Linked DNA regions of Homo sapiens: region 2 is linked to region 1. The links are chromatin loops, found by intact Hi-C in ENCODE. Cell type or tissue: heart right ventricle. All regions are shown on one strand.

Region 1 (8,000 bases):
GACAGGAGTGTGTCTTCCCCACAGAAGTGCAGCTGAAAGGCCCACCGACTGAGTGAGCAACCAGGAAGGTGCGTGGGGTGCGGACCTGCCAAAGAAAGCAGAGGGGGCCTGACTGGGGCCTCTGTGAAATGTCTATAGAACCCGGATTTCCAGACGCTTTCAGTGGCCTCCTTCCCAAAGGGTAATGAAGAAACAGGGGAAGTGGCCAGAGCATCTTAGAAACACAGTACAATGTCTGCTGCCACAAGAGAGTGTGCCCTGGGCCGGGAGGGGCTCGCAGGTGGCTCGGCAAGGGCTCAGGACTGTGAGGGGCATGGGGGTGCTCCACACTGAGCCATCATCTCCTTCCCCGGGAGACACTCCATCTCCTACGTCCTGCTGGAAGACCAGGCTTGGAAAAACATGAGAAAAACCTGAGAGACATTCAAGGACTAAGCAGAGCCAACCGTTAGATCAGCTGCAGCCTTCCTCCCCAAACCTGGAAGGCCAAATGTACTTTCCGACCACTTATTCCGAAGCATGAGATGGGAACATTAATGACACCTGGGTTAGAATATCTAGGCTCTGCTATTTTTGAGCTGAGTGGCTTGAGGCAAGTTGCTTAACCTTTCTGGGCCCTGGCTTCCTCATCTGAGCAGTGATGAACCCTAGCCTGTCTACAAGGTCAAATGAAACAGTCAATGTGAAAATTCCGCCCAGGCCACACAGAGCTGCACAGATGCTGGTGACCTGGCTTACTGGCATGAGATCACTTCCAAGCCCTGAATTACAGGAGAGAAGGAGCCTCTTTTCTGAAGGACCAGGAACCAGATTTGTTCAAACAGCCATTCTCCACCCCAAGATGGAGCAACTGCCTCAGCAGCCACTATAAAACTAGGAAGCTCCTCCAGAGACACCGGTGCCCTTCTCTGTCCTGCCCAGGATAAAGGCAAGAACCCTCCTGGCAATCGGGAATTAAAACCTTACTGCTGCTGCTTCTTTTTTATTTTTGTTTATTTATTTTTTTGAGACAGAGTCTCCTCTGTTGCCCAGGCTGGAGAGCAATGGCGCGATCTCAGCTCACTGCAACCTCTGCTTCCCAGGTTCAAGCAAATCTCCTGCCTCAGCCTCCCGAGTAGCTGGGATTACAGGCACCCACCATCATGCCCAGCTAATTTTTGTATTTTTGTAGAAGCGGGGGATTCACCATGTTGGCCAGGCTGGTCTTGAATGCCTGACCTCAGGTGACCCACACGCCTTGCTTGGCCTCCCAAAGTGCTGGGTTTACAGGCATGAACCACTGCGCCCGGCTGAAACCTTGCTTTTTATCTTGTGTCTCCAACCTAATCCCCCATGCACAGCCATCCCCCTCTTCTTTCTTCCACAGGCCTCATTAATGTCATATTTCCTTAGAGCTGTCCTGGTCACATTTTCCAAACCAAGAAAGGATCTGTGTTCTGACAACGGAATTTTAGTTGATCTGTAAATTTAGGCCATTGAAAGAAGTATAAAAATGTGAAATTAAATCATCCTTGGGCCCACGTTTGACCAACTGCCTTTACGAGAAAGAATCATGTTATCTGCAGGATATATTTACAGACCTTCCATGCGGGCTCAACCACAGGCCTGCCAGTCCCCCAGAGGGGAGACCTTGGGCTCCCTCTGACTATGAAGACTGCTAACTCCCACATCCACGTCCAGGAGGTCCAGCCCCTTGGAATAAAGATAAGGGCCAGAACACCAGGCAGCAAAACTCCCTTCCTTCTGGCTGAGGGGCTGCCATCACCAAGCCCAGGTGACCCTTCAGGAACTCTCTCCTGTCCTGGAGCCCAAATCAAATGTCCATCTGTGAATGGAGAACAATCCCTGCCCTTCCCATTTTCCCAGATAGTGGGGTAAGTGTCATTTTCTCATACACTGTGAAATTCAGACAAAGTTCAAATAGTCAACCCTGCCATCTATTAGCCAGGTCCCAGATGAAGTTACTTAAACTCTCTGAGCTTTCCTGTCTCTAATAGGTATTTCAACAAGCTTATTTTGAGAATGAAAGGCAAAAGCATTATCATCAAGTCAGTTCTTAGCAATCCTGCTTCCTCCTCTGTTCCAGGACTCTTCAAATCTTATCAGCATCCTTGGTCTCCAACACCCAGTCATTACCATTTATCCTCCTCTTCTCACAGCTCATTAATCCACAAGGCTTTTTAATTTTATCTCCATAACATCTCTCCCCTCTGCCATTTCCTCAGCCATGGCCCCTGCCCTGGTTTGGTCCTCATCAGCCACCAGCTGGCCAACAGTATAGTTTCCTCCAGCCCCTGCTCTCACCTGATGCAGCCATCGTGTTCCTGAAGCACAAATTAGATCACATCCTCTCTTTAAAAAGCAGGGTGGGGTGGGAGAATACATATTCATATTAGATTGTATATGCACTAAAATCACTACAAAGCCTCATAAGAGAATAGTAGCAGTGGCTACCTACTTAAGGGTAGGATAGGAATGAGAAGGAAGGGACATCTCCCTTCCATTCTCTTATGCTTGGAGATTTTTTGACCACATTAATTTACTACCTTTATGAAAAGTTTAATTGATTTTAAAAACTAATTGAGGCCGTGCATGGTGGTTCACATCTGTAATCCCAGCACTTTGGGAGGCTGAGGCAGGCAAATCATTTGAGGTCAGGAGTTTGAGACCAGCCTGGCCAACATGACAAAACCTTGTCTCTACTAAAAATACAAAAATTAGCCAGGCATGATGGTACATGCCTGTAATCCCAGCTATGTGGGAGGCTGAGGCAGGGGAATTGCTTGAACCCAGGAGGTGGAGGTTGCAGTGAGCCAAGGTTGTGCCACTGTACTCCAGCCTGGGCGACGAAGCAAAACTCCATCTCAAAAGTAATTGAAAAATATTCTGACTCCTGTTAGAATTTCAGTAGAGTCCAAAGCACTTAGTGAGCACATTCTCGCAAGCTTGATCCCTGTCCAGAGCTCTGGCTCAATTTCCTTTCACATTACTGTAAGACATTCAGGTTCAGAAGCATTTGTGGAGTGCTCAGTATGTTCAGGGATATTACTAAATGTAATCATCACAGTAAGCATGGCAGCGATCCTGTTATGTCCACTTAAGACAGACTGGAAACTGAGGCTGAGCTGCGGTAATCTGCCCCAAATCTCAAACAGCTGCTAAGAATTCTAGTATCAGTCACCTCTTTGCTGCCACTAGAGCATGATGAAAGATAGGCTCTAAAGCAGCGGTCCCCTTTTTGGCACCAGAGACTGATTTTGTGGAAGACAATTTTCCATGGGTTGGAATAGGAACTCAGAGGAAACCCAGAGTAACCATCTACCCAATGTGGAAGGCCCTCAGAGGTCTGGCCTTGCTTGGGGAGCTCCTACTTTGCAGGCAGCTGTTTTTAACTTTTGAACTTTGTCTTTATTTCTTCAAAAGTACAGTGACATGGTTAAGAATACAGAGTGGTGGTAAACTTTGGCACAGTCACCGTTTTTGGAGGTAGAGCTTGATAACTTTATTTAACGTTTCTGAGCCACGGTTCCTTTATGTACAGACTGGACATAATGCTCAGCATACTAATACAGAGCTCATAAGTGCTGGTGATGATCATTATTGACATAATATATAAATAAGTTGCTTGGCTGGGCACGGTGGCTCACACCTGTAATCCCAGCACTTTGGGAGGCCGAGGTGGGTGGATCGCTTGAGCCCAGGAGTTCAAGACCAGCTTGGGCAACATAGTAAAACCCCATCTCTACTAAAAATACAGAAATCAGCTGGGTGTGGTGGTGCATGCCTGTAGTCCCAGCAACTTGGTAGGCTGAGATGGGACAATCCCTTGAGCCTGGGAGGTCGAGGCTGCAGTCAGCTGTGATTGTGCCACTACATTCCAGCCTGGGCAATGCAGTGAGACCCTGCCTCAATTAAAAAAATAAAAATAAAAATAAATGAGTTTCATATGTTGAGCAAACGTGTGCCTTCCCTGATCGGGTTTGTTCCTCTACTGTATCATGGAACTTCTCTTCTGCAAGGCAGTGAGTGCTTCCTCAAAATCTAAAGAGAACAATCTCTTTGCCTCTTTCTCCACCCCCAACTCTTCCCTCCTCTGGTTGTGTAACTCCCGCCTGAGTAAATCCTTTCTGTGCTTTCTTCCTGGCTCCTGCTCACTATGGCATCCAGACCACAACAGGCATGAGACACACAGCCTGGTGACCGGGCAGTCTGAGCAGGCAGGGGTTTGCCAGCTGCTGCCCTGGTGGGGGGCTGGAGGAACCCGCCGTGCCCCAGAATTGAGGTGGAGGCATCACTCCAGGCTTTATCAGGAAAACCACTCCCTGTGTACTTTCAGGATTCAGCTGACAGCTCAGCCAGGCCGGGTTTTCATCTGCCTAACTTGGCCTCCAGAAACTGGACCCTGATTTCAGGGAGGCCCCTTTTAAATAGCCCACCCTGGGTGGAGGATATCACACTTAACACTTGAGATCCTTTGATATGCAACACTGAAATCATGTAGAAAGTATATTTCCAACTAAAATAGTCTTTGTTTTTTACACTCTTCCTTCCTTTCTTCACCCTCTGCTGTTTTTCTCTTAGCTTCCAGTAGAGCCAAAGGTAACAGAGGGACTGACTCGCTGGTTCTCCTCCAACATAAACCACCACCAACTTGGGGAAGCTGCCGTCTGGTTTACACATGACACAGAGCCAGCAGGGGGCGATCATCCCCCTAATTATTCTCCCATTAGCTCCTTACGGCCCTGGGCTACAAAAACAGACTACTCATCAGCTACAAATGGACCGTATAGCCTTTTGGTCACTATCTCAGGATGTGGAGTCAACAGACCTGGATCTGAATCCTACTTCCCATGTCAGCTGGCTGTCTAACACTGGGCAAGCTACTTCATAAGGATTACATAAGATAATGCATAGTGTTGGCATACAGAAAATATTTAGTAAATGTTGGCCATCACTATTGCTAGGAGTGGTGGGGTTGTGAGGAAGTCTTCAATGTTGGCAAGGGTGACATATGTGGTGAGCCAACGAGTAAATTTCAGAAAATGCTGGTTCTAAGGCCACTTCAGACTAAGGAGGAGATAAACTAAGGTTCTTCTCTTGGCTTTGGTGGTACCAAAGTATGCAACCATGTCTTTTTTTCAGATGGAGTTTCACTCTTGTCACCCAGGCTGGAGTGCAGTGGCGTGATCTCAGCTCACCGCCACCTCCGCCTTTTGGGTTCAAGCGATTCTCCTGCCTCAGTCTCCCGAGTAGCTGAGATTATAGGTACCCTCCACCATGCCCAGCTAATTTTTGTATTTTTAGTAGAGATAGGGTTTCACCATGTTGGCCAGGCTGGTCTTAAACTTCTGGCCTCAAGTGACCCACCCGCCTTGGCCTCCCAAAGTGCTGGGATTACAGGCGTGAGCCATCACACCCAGCCAGCAATCATGTCTTATCTTGTCTTAAGAGATGCTACAGGCAGGCTGGGGTGCAAAGCTGGCTACTGTAAGGCAGCATCTCTCCAAGCCTCTTCTGTAGAAGGGAATAGAATAACCTACCTCACAGAGCTCAATAAAGATGAAAGAAGTCACTAATGACAAATAGCATGGAACCTGGCTACATAATTTCTTTTTTTGCCAGCACTACCTATAAGTTCTCTTCTCTACTAAAAATATTTTATAACCCCTTGGGTCTAATGAGCCTAAGCCGTTACAAAGAAGTAGGGGGAAACATATGTACATGTCTGTCTGTAACAAACATCTAGAGAATTCAAATGCAAAGTTTAACTTACTTAGGGCCCTTTAATTATTGGTCACTTTGTTCGCTTATCAAATTAATGTGGTTAATGCTGGATGTTATATTTTAAGTACTGTATGCCCAAATTTGTTAAAATGTATCAGCTGAGTTTATCTTAGATGGCCTTAATGTTTCTGTTGTTGGAACAAAACTATAGCAAAATTAAAGTCTGAGAAGTCACAAAAACTCTAAGAGCCAAAGAAACTATCTACATGATACAAATTTTTCAGTGTAACCTTAGCCCTGAAGTACCATTATACCTTGATTGTAATAGCACGTTGTGTTTGTCCAATAAAGCACACAGTATATAACTTGAGAGGCTGGTACTTAAGATACTGTCAAATGCTTTAAATAATTTTATTAATTCTCCATCACTTCAACTGGTCAGCCACCACTTTTTCCCTCTAGCACAAGAACCAACCTTCAGGCCCTCACATGTCCACTAAAATCAAATATAGATCCTATTAACAATCTGCGGCCGGGCACGGTGGTTCACGCCTGTAATCCCAGCACTTTGGGAGGCCGAGGCGGGCAGATCACGAGGTCAGGAGATCGAGACCATCTTGGCTAACACGGTGAAACCCTGTCTCACTAAAAATACAAAAAATTAGCCGGGCGTGGTGGTGGATGCCTGTAGTCCCAGCTACTTGGGAGGCTGAGGCAGGAGAATGGAGTGAACCTGGGAGGCGGAGCTTGCAGTGAGCCAAGATCGCGCCACCGCACTCCAGCCTGAGTGACAGAGCAAGACTCTGTGTCTCCAAAAAAAAAAAAAACAAACAAAAAAAAAAACAAAAAAACTTCCACATTCATTTGCATATATTAAATCATTTGTGTTCAACTGAAGAATGAGTGTTTGTAACATAGGAATATCAGAAGCGACACCAACAATAGTGACTGAGGTTAGGCAAAATAATTTCACAGCAGTGACAGAGCTCTGGCTGGTAATGTCTAATGCACATCACTTAGTATCATAATACAAGCCAGAAACATCAACATATCTATTAGGGGGTATTATTATTTTCTGAAATTATATACTTTAAATCCAAAAAGCAAGTAACTTTCAATTGTGAAGAAGGTTGGGGCATGGCAGTGCATAACTGTAGTCCCAGCTACTCAGGAGCCTGAGACATGAGGATCACTTCAGCCCAGGAGTTTGAGGCCAGCCTGGGCAACACAGTAAGACCCCATCTCAAAAAAAAAAAAAAATCAGTTGTGACAAAGGACCATTATTCCACATAAGCAGTTAGCATCCCCTGACATACTGGGTATTTATGTGCTTGGGTAGTTCTTGTGTTCTCCACCCAAGTGTGGGCTCCATGAGAAAAAGAACTTTGTTTTGTTCACTGCTGAATTTCTAACACCTGAAACAGTGGCTGGCGTGTAGTAGGTGCTCAAAAAATACTTGTTAAATAAATTCTAATTTCTCCCAATCCCCAATTCATATCCCCTAAAATATAACTATCTTTCTCAAAGGTCCCAAGGATGTTACACCAGGCCTTCCTTTCATTCCAGGGCCTTTTAAGTCATGTGGTGGAGTCTATGTAAGTCAAGCTTTTTTATTCAACAACAGCAGGCCAGATCCAGTTTACCCATTCAGATTATCATATGTATCCTGAACGTACCTGAAACACTTATCTCTGGCCTCTACTCTAGCAACTTAGTGGGCCTTGACTTTCCAAAAATAGTCACTGATTTAATATACTGCCACATACACTTCAGCTTCATCACCTCTGGAATATTCTGCTCCCTTATTCTCTCCCTGTCCAATCCTCCATCTTTCGGCTTAAGGGCTACTTCCTCAAGGAAGCTTGCCCTGTTTCCTGTTACTCACAGCGTTCAGTATTCTTCCTTCCTAGAAGTCACAGCACTTTGCAATGATCTCTCAGATAATCATCTGTTTCGTGTCTGTCTCCCCTGCTAGGCATTATACTCCCCAGGGGCGGAGGCTGTGGCCGTCTGGGCAGCGATGAGCCCCTCTCCTGTACAGCTTCTTGCACATGCAGGTGCACACGAATGTTTGCAGAATGGTCTGAATGATTCAAAATGTTTAGCCCAACAAATACTAACAACAAAAAGAGGCAATCGAGCCTTCTGGGCCCTAAGAGGTCCATAACTGGAGAGCACAGTTAACAATGAGGGAGCTACCACATTATTTTAATTTCTTTTAAAAAAAGAGAATTTTTATAAATGATTCCATAGTATTTTAACCAGGGAAGCAAAAA
Region 2 (8,000 bases), 290 kb after region 1:
TGTAGGGAGCTTAGATCAATGACTGGTTGGCGTATCATTCATTTAACAGCCGAAATGGGTGGGACTGAGGAAATGACTAGAGAGGTAGCGTCTTGGAGAAAAGGCAAATTAAGAGCTAGCCAGTCAATTTGTCAAGTGCAAGAAGCTCAGTTTTACACAAACGGGACTAAAACTTGAAAAATCAATCATGCATGAAACTTTAAAGTGGGGTTGGGAGGCAGGATCTGGAGAAATTCCCAGAACCACAAGATATGGCTCTTCTACTCCAGGAAGGGTGTGGTCTGAGGGCTTAAGATAGCATGATGATTTTTATTATCTTTTATTTTCTACTTATTTTGATATAAATTAAAGATCTACATAAGTATAAGGGGGTAAAAAACAAAAGCCCACCTTTCTGTTACCCCTTCTAATCTGTTTCTATGCATTTACACACATACACAAAATACTTTTTAAAAACATAGATCAATCTGTACATCTTTTAAATTTAATAATATATTTTGAAGATTCATTCAATAAATATTGTGAACTACTTTAGATAAGATATTTCTGTTTTATTCACTCATTCACTATATCTCTATCTTTTCAATTTTTTTCATACTGACACACATATATTCATGTCTTTTTTAACAGTGGCAGAACTATTTTACAGTGTAAGAGACATTGTTTTCTCTCAGTCTGAGTCTTACCTTTCCATTTTCAAATGATATCTGTCAAACAACAGCTTTTAACTTCAGTTAAGTTCAATTTATCATTCTTTTCCTTTATAAGTAGTGCTTTTTTGTATCTTATCTAAGAAAATCTTTGCCTATCCCTAGGTTGTGAAGATTTTCTCATGTCTCCTTTTAGAAGTTTAATGGTCTAATCTTTATGTTATATCAATCCCTTAATTAAGGCTTGACCTGGTCTGAATCACCGAGATTGGTCCAGAAATGGACAGTCACAGGATTTTTGCTTGAAAGTTTCTGGGGAGGTATATTTTGTGAGATAAAAACCTAGAGCTGCTCTTAGCCATTTTTGCTGCCTGAGAATGAAGCTGATGCAAAAGAAAGAGAAAAGAGATGGAAAGAGGCAGGTTCCTGACAACATTATTTGAACACCTGATTCCTCCCAGACCTGCAGTCAGATGTCCTAGGCCCTTTCAGTTACAAGAGCCAATAAACCCCTATTTTGGCTTTAGGCAGTTTGAGTTGTACTTATTTCAACTACCATAAAATTTTAGGTAACTAATGGACATTGTTAAGGATGTGGCATCACTTATTTAATCTGTCCTCTATGGATGGGCATTTCAGTTGCTCAAAGTTTTAGCTGTTATAAGTCATGCAATCCCTGGAGCTGGTGGAAGGAGGGGGTGGAGGAAGATGTTGGGTAAATTAAAGAGCCAATGTTTTGTGAGAGGCACAGAGAATTTCCTAAGAATAAAGCAGCAAGAGTCTACCTTCAGCCTGCATAGTTAAACCAAGGGAGAGGTGATTGTTTCATCAGACTTTTCATTAGAGGACTGGGGGCTTCTCTTCCACGGGCAAAGGAGTGGCCAGGAAGGAGATAGGGCTGTTCTATAACAGTATCAGCATCAGGCAAGGGGAGAAGGCAGAGGGGCAAGGCTGTTGCCTGCCCGAGGTTCCCGAGATGGGCTCTGCTCAGGCCCTTGTCACGCTTGTGATCACAGCCTTGCCTTCAGCCCTTTCCACAGACCTTTTCTCTCTCTACTCACATACCATGTCATAGCCCTTTGCAAAGTGACCTTTAGACCTTGTGTTAATCAGTTTCGGCTCCTACAATAAAGTAACAGACTCGGTGGCTTATAAATGATGGACATTTATTTCTCACAGTTCTGGAGGCTGGAAGTCTGAAATCAAGGTGCCTACATGGTCAGGTTCTGATGAGGGCCCTCTTCTGTGTTGCAGACTGCTGTCTTCTCATTGTGTCTTCACATGGTGGAAAAAAAAAAGCGGTGGGGGGTGCCCTAGAGAGCACTCTGAGGTCCCTTTTATAAGGGCACTAATCCCATCCATGAGGGCTCCACTCTCATGACTGAATCACCTCCCAAAGGTCCCATTTCCTAATACCATTATATTGGGGATTGAGATTTTAACATATGAATTTTGAGACATTCATATGTCATTCAGCTCATTGCAGATCCCAAAACATACAACAAGAAACTTAGAATATAATCATTTGAATAACTTTCAAGTTTGCAAGTAAAAATCTGTTATAAAGGCAATATTATTATTATTACTATTGCTCATTTGAAAATGAGAGTATAGTGGAAATAGAAGAGGGCTTCAGCATACTCTTTGAAGTCAGAAAGATCTGAACAACTAGTAGATTAAAAACCTCGGGTAAGCTACTTTTTATGCCTCAGTTCTTAATCTATAAACTGTACATAGCAAACACTTTGTTCATGTAATTATGGCAAGGATTGAATGAGATAATTTTTGGCAGCATGGCATATGGAAAATAACTGATGAATGGTAACAGACATTATTAAAAAACAAAGGCTCAGGGAAATAGAGACATGTCCAAGTTCTCATAACTAGGGAGGGTCCAGAACAGTCTTGGATCCACCCATGACTTCTGATTCTTGTTCTTTCCACTACACAGTTTTTTTTTTTTTTTTTTTTTTTTTTTTTTTTTAAGATAGGGTCTTACACTGTTGTCCAGGCTGGATGAAGTACAGTGGTGTGATCACGGCTCACTGCAGCCTTAAACTCCTGGGCTCAAGTCATCCTCCTGCGTCAGCCTCCTAAGGTGCTGGGATTACAAGCATGACCCACGGCACCTGGCTCCACTGCATAGCATCTGAATGTAAATTGGGCAGTCAGGGAAGACCCAGACTAGTCTCTCAGCCAGTGAAGGGAGAGTATGGAGATAATTTGTTTCCAGCTCTTTTTACTTAACTGTTGGACAATTTCCCTTTCTCAAACATCCTCCAAATACTGGTGTATTTAGAATGAGACCCTCGCAGGTGCTGACCTAACACCACTTCAAGGTTTTCTACCATAACTAAGACCTCAACGAGTTGTTCGATTTCCCAGAGCTCTCGGCCCAGGCTCCCCCTGGCGGCCGCTGCGGAGAAGCACCCAGTACCAACTGGGCCAGGGAGCCTCCGCGCTCGTGGAGCAGAAGGGTCAAGAGCAGATGGTGGCCGCCATTTGTATTTACTAAGCCCAAGCAGGGCAAACACTTCACAGGAGGCACCCAGCTTGTGACGCAATCCTTCCCCAGGTGGAGGACACACTCACATTCTGCTCTGGGGATTCCAGTACCAAGAGGACAAACAGTGGTAGGGGACAGAGCTTAGGTCCTCTGGGAGGAAAGTGGCTGAGGAATTGGGTGGAGGAGGCCGAAGCCTTTTATGGCCTCTCTAATTCTTAAGTAGTTGGCTCACATCCCTCAGGGCTGGCGTTATAATGGTACCTGCGGTGCTTAGCCAGCTTGGCCTAGGGAACTTTCTCGTCCAATCTGGACTGGGCCCTGAGCTCTGTGCAGCCTGTGTCTATTCTTGGTCACACACTTGAATACTCCAGTTTTTGACTACCCAGTTTCTAATACATTTCAATGGAAGCCTGTGCTGTTTAATCCCCAGGATGCCCCTGTAAGCTAGATTCTTTTATTATCCTCATCTTGGAGATGAGGAGACTGCAATACGGAGATCCTGTGTCTCCTGCTGAGGATCACTCAGCCATGCAATAGAAAAGTTGGCATTGAAGCCTAGATCTGAGAGCTTCAAGGGCTGTTTGCCTTCCACCAGGCTATCCTGCACTGAACACAGTAATTATTTGTTACCTATAGACATGACCAATCATAGAACTGAAGAAAAAACCTGGAGTCAAAGCAGAAGGGAGAAACCTAATTATTCACAATTCTACTTGTGTCTTCCTTCCTTCCTTCCTATCCCTCTCCCTCCCTATGGTTTGTTCTACAAGCTTTCCTTTTATCAAAGAATCACTGCCAAGCCGCAGCTTCCTGTGTTTTGTCTTATTACTCAGAGAAGAAAGTAGTGTCTGCTGGCTTGATCTGTAACTCGGGCCGTAATTACTTCTGAACTGTTAGGGTTCAGAGGGCTGGCTAAAGATCTCCAAGAAATATCAGAACCTTCTGATTCTGTCATCTCTTGGGTGGAACTTAGAGACAAGTAACGTTATTGGAGCACTATTAAGTATCATATTCTGATTTATAGATAGATATTCTAAGGGGTATGTGTCTGTGTGTATACACACACACACTGTGTACACTTTGGGTCTGGGCTCTTTTGCTCAGCATAACACTTCTGAGATTTATCCATACTGTTGCATACATCAGGGGTTTGTTTCTTTTTATTGCCGAGTAGTACTCTGTTGTATTGATATACAACAATTTATTCACCATTCCCCCTGATAGACATTTGTGTGGCTTCCAATTTTGAGCGATTATGAAAAATGCTATGAACATTTGTGTACAACTCTTTGTTTAGACATATACTTTTGTTTTTCTCTCAAATGTTTTATTTCCTGTGAATGAAATTTCTGGGTTGTATGCAAAGCATGTGTTTAACTTTTTAAGAAATTGCCAAACTGTTTTTCCAAGTGGTACTATTTTATATTCCCACTAACACTGTTGGAGTTTCGGTTGTTCTACATCCTCATTAACACTATTATCAGTGTTTCAAATTTTAACCATTACACATAAGTTTTAGTTCATGTTGTCTCATAATTTTAATTTACATTTCCCTGAAGATTGATTATGTTGAAGATATTGTTACGTATTTATTAGCTGCCCATAATCCTCTTTTGTGAAATGGATGTTTAAATATTTTGCCCATTTAAAAAAAATCGGGCCTCTTATCTGTTTCTGAATGAGTTATAGGAGTTCTTATATTCTCGATATAAATTCCTTGTCAGGGCTGGGCGCAGTGGCTTACGCCTGTAATCCCAGCACTTTGGGATGTCGAGGTGGGTGGATTACTTGAGGTCAGGAGTTTGAAACCAGCCTGGCCAACATGGTGAAACCCCGTTTTTACCAAAAGTACAAAATTTAGCCAGACATGGTGACAGACACCTGCAATCCCAGCTACTTGGGAGGCTGAGACAGGAGAATTGCTTGAACCCGGGAGGCGGAGGTTGCAGTCAGCCAAGATCATATCACTGCACTCCAGCCTGGGTGGCAGAGTGAGACTCTGTCTCAAAAAAAAAAGAAAAAAATTCCTTGTCAGATGTGTGTATGTCCGTGTGTGTGTATACATATGTGTGTGTGTGTGTGTGTGTGTGTGTATATATATGAATGACTATGTAACTATATATTATATACATGTATCTGAAACTTGCCTTTTTAATATTTAAATATGTTGTCTTTCACAGAGCAGGAGTTTTTACTTTTGATTAAGTCCAATTTATTAATTTTGTTCTTTTGTGCTTAATGCTTTTTTGTGTCTTTCAGAAAAGAAAATAACAAAAAAGAAAATCGCACACACAAAGTCTTTAACCTTAAGTTTGAAAAAATTTTCTCAATGTTTAGAAGTTTAATAGTTTTAGCCTCTTTGTTATACTTATGGTAATTTTAGAGTTAATTTTTGTGTATGTTTGAGGTAAGGTTATTAGTCTGTTTTCACACTGCTATAAAGAACTACCCAAGACTGAGTAATTTATAAAGGAAAGAGGTTTAGTTGATACACAGTTCCACATGGCTGAAGAGGTCTCAGAAACTTACAATCATGGTGGAAGGTGAAGGGAAAGCAAGGCATGACTTACATGGTGGCAGGAGACAAAGAGAGCGAAGGGGGAACTGCCAAACACTTTTAAACCATCAGGCCTCGTGAGAACTCACTTCACTATCATGAGAACAGCATGGGGGATACTGCCCCCATGATCCAATCACCTCCCACCAGGTCCCTCCTTTGACACGTGGGAATTACAATTCGAGGTGAGATTTGGGTGGAGACACAGAGCCAAACCATATCATAAGGGATGAGGTCAAGTTTTTCCAAATGAATATACAAAGTTGTTCCATTACCATTTGTTAAAAAGATGGAGGTTGTGGTGAGCTGAGATCATGCCACTGCACTCCAGCCTGGGCAACAGAATGAGACTCCGCCTCAGAAAAAATTAATAGATCACATATAGTAGATCTATTTCTGGACTGTCAATACTGTTCCTTTGATTTATAAATCTGCCCTTATAACATTACACTGTCCTGATTGTAGCTTTTTTTTTTTTTTTTTTTTTTTTTTTTTTTTTTTTGAGACGGAGTCTTGCTCTGTCACCCACGCTGGAATGCAGTGGCACAATCTCGGCTCATTGCAACCTCTGCCTCCCGGGTTCAAGCGATTCTCCTGCCTCAGCCTCCTGAGTAGCTGGGATTACAGGCACCCACCACCATGCCTGGCTAATTTTTGTGTTGTTTTTTTTTTTTTAGTAGAGATGGGGTTTTGCCATGTTGGCCAGGCTGGTCTCGAACTCCTGACCTCATGATATGCCCGCCTCAGCCTCCCAAAGTGCTAGAATTAGAGGCGTGAGCCACTGCGCCTGGCTCTGATTGTAGCTTTATAATCAGGTAATATAAGTCTCCCAACTTAGTTCTTTTTCAAATTGTTTTGGGTATTTGATGTCCTTTGTGAATTTTGGAATAAGCTTATCAATATCTAAAAATAATCTGCTGAGATTTTGATAGGAATTGAGTTAAAGATATAAATTAATTTGGAAAGTATTAACTATATTGAGTTTCCAATCTGTGAACATAATATATCCCTGTGTTCATTTAAATTTTCTTTAATTTCTCTTAGCAGTGTTTTAGTTTCCATTTTGCAGATCTTGAATAATTTTTTTTAATTATACTTTAAGTTCTAGGGTATATGTGCACAATGTGCAGGTTTGTTACATAGGTATACATGTGCCATGTTGGTTTGCTGCACCCATTAACTCGTCATTTACATTAGGTAATTCCTAATGCTATCCCTCCCCCTGTCCACCCTCCATGACAGGCCCTGGTGTGTGATGTTCCCTGCCATGTGTCCAAGTGTTCTCATTGTTCAATTCCCACCTATGAGTGAGAACATGTGGTGTATGATTTTCTGTCCCTGTGATAGTTTGCTCAGAATGATGGTTTCCAGTTTCATCCATGTCCTTGCAAAGGACATGAACTCATCCTTTTTTATGGCTGCATAATATTCCATGGTGTATATGTGCCACATTTTCTTAATCCAGTCTATCATTGATGCACATTTGGGTTGGTTCCAAGTTTTTGCTATTGTGAACAGTGCCACAATAAACATACATGTGCATGTGTCTTTATAGTAGCATGATTTATAATACTTTGGGTATATACCCATTAATGGGATGGCTGGGTCAAATGGTATTTCTAGTTCTAGATCCTTGAGGAGTTGCCACACTGTCTTCCACAATGGTTGAACTAATTTACACTGCCACCACCAGTGTAAAAGCATTCCTATTTCTCCACATCCTCTCCAGCACCTGTTGTTTCCTGTCTTTTTAATGATCACCATTCTAACTGGCGTGAGATGCTATCTCGTTGTGGTTTTGATTTGGATTTCTCTGATGACCAGTGATGATGAGCATTTTTTCATGTGTCTGTTGGCTGCATAAATGTCTTCTTTTGAGAAGTGTCTGTTCATATCCTTTGCCCACTTTTTGATGGGTTTTTTTTTCTTGTAAATTTGTTTAAGTTCTTTGTAGATTCTGGATATTAGCCTTTTGTCAGATGGGTAGATTGCAAAAATTTTCTCCCATTCTGTAGGTTGCCTTTTCACACTGATGGTAGTTTCTTTTGCTATGCAGAAGCTCTTTAGTTTAATTAAGATCTTGAATAATTTTTAAAAATTTATACCTAAGTAGCTCATCTTTTTGAATGCTCTTATAAATTATATTTTAGTTACTTTTCCAATTGTTTGTTGCTAATATATACAGATGCAATTGATTTTTACATGTTAATCTTGTATGCTGAAACAAGGTTAATCTCATTTATTAATTCTAGTAGGAAGACTTTTTAGGATTTTCTAGGTATACAGT

Evidence for each region. Peaks named below come from ENCODE experiments on the same cell type or tissue, not always from the same donor. Only the 100,000 strongest peaks of a DNase experiment are listed, where the experiment ranks them.
Region 2: a loop joins it to region 1, with 4 times the contacts of the local background. A loop is called at or near these places in 71 of 110 quality-filtered maps.

What each region holds. Positions count from the first base shown.
Region 1 is chr11:12,885,649-12,893,648 of GRCh38, reverse strand. The region is part of intron 9 of TEAD1 (TEA domain transcription factor 1); the gene reads right to left. Among named protein-coding and RNA genes, the nearest start is that of TEAD1-AS1, 33 kb to the left of the region's middle. RefSeq lists an enhancer at 4,230-4,738. In heart right ventricle, a CTCF peak has its summit at 4,678 (motif pointing right); DNase peaks (open chromatin) are centred at 4,258 and 4,698; H3K27ac peaks cover 3,415 bases.
Region 2 is chr11:12,594,744-12,602,743 of GRCh38, reverse strand. No RefSeq gene overlaps it. Among named protein-coding and RNA genes, the nearest start is that of TEAD1, 76 kb to the left of the region's middle. RefSeq lists an enhancer at 2,928-3,222. In heart right ventricle, a CTCF peak has its summit at 3,073 (motif pointing left); a DNase peak (open chromatin) is centred at 3,092; H3K27ac peaks cover 925 bases.